Linked DNA regions of Mus musculus: region 1 is linked to region 2. Evidence: chromatin loops called from intact Hi-C (ENCODE). Cell type or tissue: left cerebral cortex. All regions are shown on one strand. Each heading gives the region's core, and the rest is flanking DNA. Links, peaks and the distances in the headings are about the cores only.

Region 1 (2,901 bases), core at 307-2,806, 58 kb before region 2:
TCTGTCTCCCCAAGAAGGGAGAGAGAACACTACCACGGGAGACTGAGCTGGGGAATATCAAAAAGTTGCCCTGGGACCTTTGTCCCAGAGAGTGGCCAGCGGCCTAAATGTTTACAGTATAATGAATGCATTTGTTTCCTTCATCCATTTTAAATACAGGCAGAATAAAAATCACATTTTTGTCAGGCAGCAGTAGCAGTTCAGTAGGTAAGTGGCTTGATCACATTTGTTTGTATTAGTAACGCATGCAAGCAGCTTTAGTACTGGGTTCCTGTGAGCTGGCCTTGCCGGCCACTTACAAGGTCCCTGCATAGGTGCCCTCTGGCCTTCTTGTTGCTGTGGCCACTGGTGTCTGAGGCCTACTGGAGCTGGTGTTGCCCTGCTCAAAGGCCTGAGGGGAGCTCTGGCCATCAGCGGGCAGCTGCTCTGGGGCAGCCACCTCCTGGATAACAGAGCCACCCCCATCCACCTCCTCATTAGCCTCAAAGGCAGGGTTGGCTGAAGTGCTCAGATCGACATTCACCGCATCAGTTCTCAGAGCCACGATGGTGGCTGCATCACTTCGTCGCTCAGCATAGATGCGCTGCTCAAACACCTGTGGAGCCGCAGATGGGAACTCGGGGTCCAGAGGCAGGCTGGCGGCCGACGCACCCATGACGCTACGGTACATCTCCACACCCTCTGGAAGCATGGACTTGATCTTGGGCAGCCAGCGCTTACGGACACGGCGAGCATTGGTACACATGTCTGCGGCAATCACGTTCATCTCGCTCTCTTTGAAGCTGGGGGCAAAGTTCTGACAGTACACTGCATGGGAGAGAGAAGCAAGAGGAGTCAGAGCAGCCTCTCCCTGCCCACTGCTGCCTAAGTGTCCACAGAAGTAAGGTGCCCAGGGCTGGAGTGTCTGCAAGCTTGATCCCCACTGGGGTCCCCTGATCTGAGCTGTCAATCCAGAAGTCACTTTTTCTTTCCTCCACCCAGGAAGCCCATATATGACTCTTTAGGACATGTCTATAACAGTAAGGTAAGTCGGCTTGGGTGCCCACCAGGTTTGCACCTGTGTCTAACCTTCCCACCTCCCCCTGAAAAATGAGACAGGTCAGCTCCCTTCCATATGATCAGTTGGCTCGTCAACACCATCCCTAGTTTCAGACACAGCAGACAAAAAGGAGTGTGGGTGTCCGCCTCAATGTAACAAAACAAACGCTTCTGTTTCCTAAGGAGCTGGAGACCAAGGTCCCCACAAGCATCAACCAGGAACAGGTTCCTCAAAGCCCAGCTTCACCACCTTCCAGTGTCTCTGGGTCACTTCATTCCTCAGGACTGTAATTATCCTCTTCTATAAAGTAGAATTAGTCTCACAAAGGGAATTTCTAAGAAAGAAGATAAGACATTTCTTGGGCCAGTGGCCCCAGGCAGCTGTGCTCAGGGCCAGTCTCTGTGTGTGCTGGGTAGTACAGCTTCTTCTGCATCTGCCGCTACAGGGCTGGGCGGTGGCTTGCCACAGAGATGGACTGGGCTCCGCCCCACCACGCAGGAGCGGGAGGCAGAAGCCGGCCGAACAGATGGCAAAGGCTCAAAATAACCTCAACATGTAAATAAGGGGTTTTGTTCAAAAAGGAAAATTAGATCTATTTCACATATTAAAATAGTTTCGCAGCTGAATTCATCACACTTGGAAACCTACCAAGGACGTTAACACCTCGAGACGAGTTCTACTTGCTGCTCTTTTCTCTCTCCTGGTCCCGGTGCTATAGGCCAAAGCAAGCATGCAGGACAGGAGCCGATGGCCCAGAATGACCCTGGGGCCTTAGCCTGCCTCGGTTGAGATCTCAAGTCCAGATGGATTGATTCCTAGAGTCTCCCAGACCTACCCTACGGGAGTGATCATTCACTGCCCACTCACGTTTCACAGCGTTCAGGACTCGGCTGTCCAGTGGCTTTCGGCTCGGATCACTGGTGGAGGAGCGAATGCCAGTGCCACAGCTGTTGGCCAGTGTGTTCCTGGAGGAGGGATAAGGAAAGGAGGCAGAGTTGGTCCAGAGCTTCCCGTTCACATACCAGGTGAAAGAGCTCATGTGTCGCACACCCACCCATGTGTCCCCTGAAAAAGTATGTGTGTCTCCTGTGTCATGTACACTCTAAGGGACAGAACTCCCAGTGAGTGGGCAGCCTGAGTGACAAGACTAGGAAGCTGACTGTCCCAGGCATTATCCATGGGAAATCCTGAGCCCCCTGAGTGGCTTGTTTTGCCTTAGGGAAGGGGCTCTTTTGACTCATGCACATGGTAGTGTACATAGAGCTTTTCACTTCCTTTGGGGAGGGGTACACAGCCAGTATTTCACCAGACTGGGCCCTAATATACAAGGATCTTTCCAGAGCCTCTCTAGGGCATCTCCATATCAGACGCCCACATCTGTATTAGGAAAAAGCAGAAGGCTATAAAAGCTCAAACCGTTCATGACCAAGGCAGCTCACAGCTACCGGAAAACTCTAGAAGCTTCTGCAGCCCCCTAAACACCTACCTGTCAAAGAAGGTGGCCAGGAGCCTCCGCAGCAGGACCTTGTGCTTCACCCCTGCACACAGGTGGCAGTTCATGAGCTGGCCACGTGTGATGTAGACCCCGGAGCCTAAAGCCAGCAGACATCAATGTGTGAGGTCTTTAGTCTGATAAACTAAGCCAGGGCTCATGCCCTCTAAGGGGGGAGGGGTGGTGAGGTCTCTAGGACAAAAACAATCTCAGCTCTCACCCAAGACACCAGGGCTGGAGGATGCCAAGGCCACACCTTTTCCTGTCATACTCCCATACTCAACTGAAAGCCACCAGGGTTTGGGAAAGGTGTGGCAAACCCTATACCTTCAGTTTCATTTAACCCCTGAGCTTCCTTTACTGTGATAAG
Region 2 (2,901 bases), core at 231-2,730:
CTTCCCCCCCCCTTTTTTTTATTTAAGAAAAAAAAAATCCAATTATAGCACAAATCTCTCAGCAGGGGTCAGTGTGGAATAAGAATAGCCAAAGTTAATGGACATGACACAGGCAAGATAAATGCCTGAAGGGTTTCAAAAGTTGTATGATGCAGATTTCATTAACATTTTAATTGTAATGTATCTTTTTAATCTTCTCTCACCCTAATGGCTTTATATCTTTAAAAAAAAAAAAAGAAAGAAAAAAAAACTGCTGACAACAACAAAAAGTATCAATATACAAAACTTAACAAAGGCGCTTAGCAGCACAATAGTAACTAGATTAAATGAGCAAAAGCTGTGTTAACATTGTGATTTTTAAAAGCAGAGTCAAGAGTGCAGCAAAGAGTGGCTGGGCAGAGGAGGCCGGCCAAGGACGAAGGCCCGGGGCTCCAGTGGGGAGGGAATGCCCCATCCACAGGTAGCAGCCCACACCGCCCACCCCCACCCCCACCAACACCAACACCAGCAACATAGGAGACAGAATGGAGAGACTCCAGAAACATCAGAGGCTGAGGCAAGCAAGCCCTTCTCTCCAAATTGGGCTGTGAGTAAGAAGAGACACTCAGAAGCCCCCATAAAAGGGGCTTCAGCCTTTCATGTTGGAATGAATCCCACCAGGGACTGCAACCACTTTTAACTATGGACATACTGTTACTTCTGACTTTTACAAAATGGAAGTTTTCAAAGTATTCTTGGATCTAACTACAGAGGAATTGGGACATTTTATTTTCAATCAATAAACATTCCTTGGGGGCTGCCTTTGCTGGACCCAGTGCACTTTACCCTATATCCTCCTGCCTTTCAGATGGCAATCCCTCCCCACTGGAATACCAGGGGGCACTAGCCACCCCAGGATCAGACAGCTCACAGGCCTGACTCCTTGCTCACCCCCAGTGACTATATATGGGCACTTTCAGGCCCCAAGTTGTTCCCGCCCCACCCCACCCCTGCCTGCTTCCCAGACACCAGCAAGGGGCGGGCCTGGAGCTGGAGGCCCATCTGTGGCTGGGTGCCCTCCAGGATGCCAGGCCTGGTGCAGGGAGGAGGGCATGATTCCTAAGAGCCCCAGCCAGCCCTTCCCCAGGGACCTGGAAACAACTCCAGAGAAAAAGCCTCCTTCCCCCTGAGACGGAGCCAGCCTCCCCTTAAAGGGCCAGCAACATTCTCACCAAGGGTCTCCTCATCCCAAGGGCAGCAGGCCAGGCAGAGCCTGCTTGGAGACCTAGCTTGGATTCCAGAGAGGGACAGCCTGGGGAGGGGGCAAAATCTCCAGTAATCTGGCCTTAAATTCCTAACTCAGAACCCAGGCCTGGCACTGCAGACTCCAGGGCAGGCAGATCCTGGGTCAGAGTCCATGCTTTGCTCTGCTCAGACTCCTCTCTGGGCGAGAGACAGCATGAGCTCCAAATTGAGGACACAGGCCTGTAGGCTGGGAGAACCAGACACACAGGTCTCTGCTTCTAAAACCCCAACTTCCAATGTCAAAGACAGGCTTGGCCAACTGCAGCAGAGAGCAGCCTGGCTCTAGGAGAAGTGCAGGTGATGCCAACAGGAGACAGCCTAGGAAAGAGTGAGAATCTGCTAAAACAGCAACAGAGGTTGCCAGGATCCTTGCACTGGAGAGCAGGCTAGAGCAGCCACCTCGGGCCAGATCACATGCTGCTGCTTCTCCTGTAGTCGGGGCCCAGCCAGGGGATGGGGGTGAGAATGCTGTAAGGCTGAAAGGAAAAAAAAAAAAAAAAAAACAAATCCCAGGAGGAGGCAATGGTGGACAAGGCTCTGAGAAGAGCTGCCCACATCTGAGAAACTATGTTAGATGCTAACCAAGCTTCTCATGATAACTCAGGGCCAGGCTGCTCATACTGCCTGAGTAGAAGAGTCTTGCCAAGTCAGTCCTAAACAGACTCTAGTGCTCCTTCATCACCTGATTATACTCAGGCAAAGCAGACTTTATACACTCGCCCACTGGCCAGCTGCAGGAAGCATACACCTGCTAGGAACAGCTAAAGCCCAGTGTCCCGGGGGCTGGTGGTGACTGCCCCTTGCATTGAGGAAGTGTCTCTTGCATTACCACATGGCTCTGCTCACTTCTCCAAAAGGCCAAACCTGGAGTAGGGTATAAGGACACATACTTGTAATCCCAGATCTTAGAAGGCTGCAGGGTCAGGGGTTCAAGGTCATCCTCAGCTACAGAGTGAGCTCAAGGCCAGTTTGAATGACATAAGATTCTGTCTCAAAAAATAAAAAAATAATAAAAAAATAAAGCAAAGCAAAAACAGGTCTCAAAGTCCACACAGGTGTGACTCAGATGAGGGTGACCCCTAGAAACATCGCCATGGGTACCCGCATCCAACCCCATTCCAACCAGCCATGACTCTTCAGAGCTGGAAGGCAGCCTATGTCACCTCGAGAATCTAGGCACAGCAGGAGGCCACTGTGGGCCAGACACACAAAAGCAGCAGCTAGTAAGGCAAGGGTGGGTATCTGCAGGAGAGCAGCACATAACTGGGACAGGGGGTGTAGACAGAAGTCACTTTCTCTGAGCCTCACACTGAGGGTTTGTGGCTTTGTGGCAGAGGAAGGTAAGGGATTGAGGTCTGATAGTGGTTGGTGGTCGCTGGACCAACAAACAGCACACACCCTCAGCAGCCTGGGAGGCCTGGTGAGTCACTTCACCCCTACACCCAAAGTGACTTCAACCCATCGTAAGCTCTCCAGAGAACTCCCTAGAAGTCACCAGGAAGGAGGAGGAGAGTCCAGAAGATAGGAGATGGGGTGACTTCATGGGCATGTCTGGGGGAATGAGTACAGAAAACATGAACAACCAGGGTTGGCAGGTTGGGTACCGTGCATGTTCTA

Evidence for each region. Hi-C counts contacts between places; a loop is a spot of excess contacts. Peaks named below come from ENCODE experiments on the same cell type or tissue, not always from the same donor. Only the 100,000 strongest peaks of a DNase experiment are listed, where the experiment ranks them.
Region 1: it touches region 2 in a loop (1.9-fold over the local background); 4 of 42 quality-filtered maps call a loop at or near these places.

The regions. Positions count from the first base shown.
Region 1 is chr2:26,059,667-26,062,567 of GRCm38, forward strand. It overlaps Nacc2 (nucleus accumbens associated 2, BEN and BTB (POZ) domain containing), which reads right to left. Exons shown (of 6, transcript NM_001037098.1): 4 at 2,526-2,631; 5 at 1,907-2,004; 6 at 1-807. The coding sequence ends at 296. Among named protein-coding and RNA genes, the nearest start is that of Nacc2, 31 kb to the right of the region's middle. In left cerebral cortex, for the core only: no CTCF peak of the experiment used is centred there; a DNase peak (open chromatin) is centred at 1,571.
Region 2 is chr2:26,117,705-26,120,605 of GRCm38, forward strand. It overlaps a transcript of Nacc2 not described here. Among named protein-coding and RNA genes, the nearest start is that of Tmem250-ps, 21 kb to the right of the region's middle. In left cerebral cortex, for the core only: no CTCF peak of the experiment used is centred there; DNase peaks (open chromatin) are centred at 1,182 and 1,435; H3K27ac peaks cover 946 bases.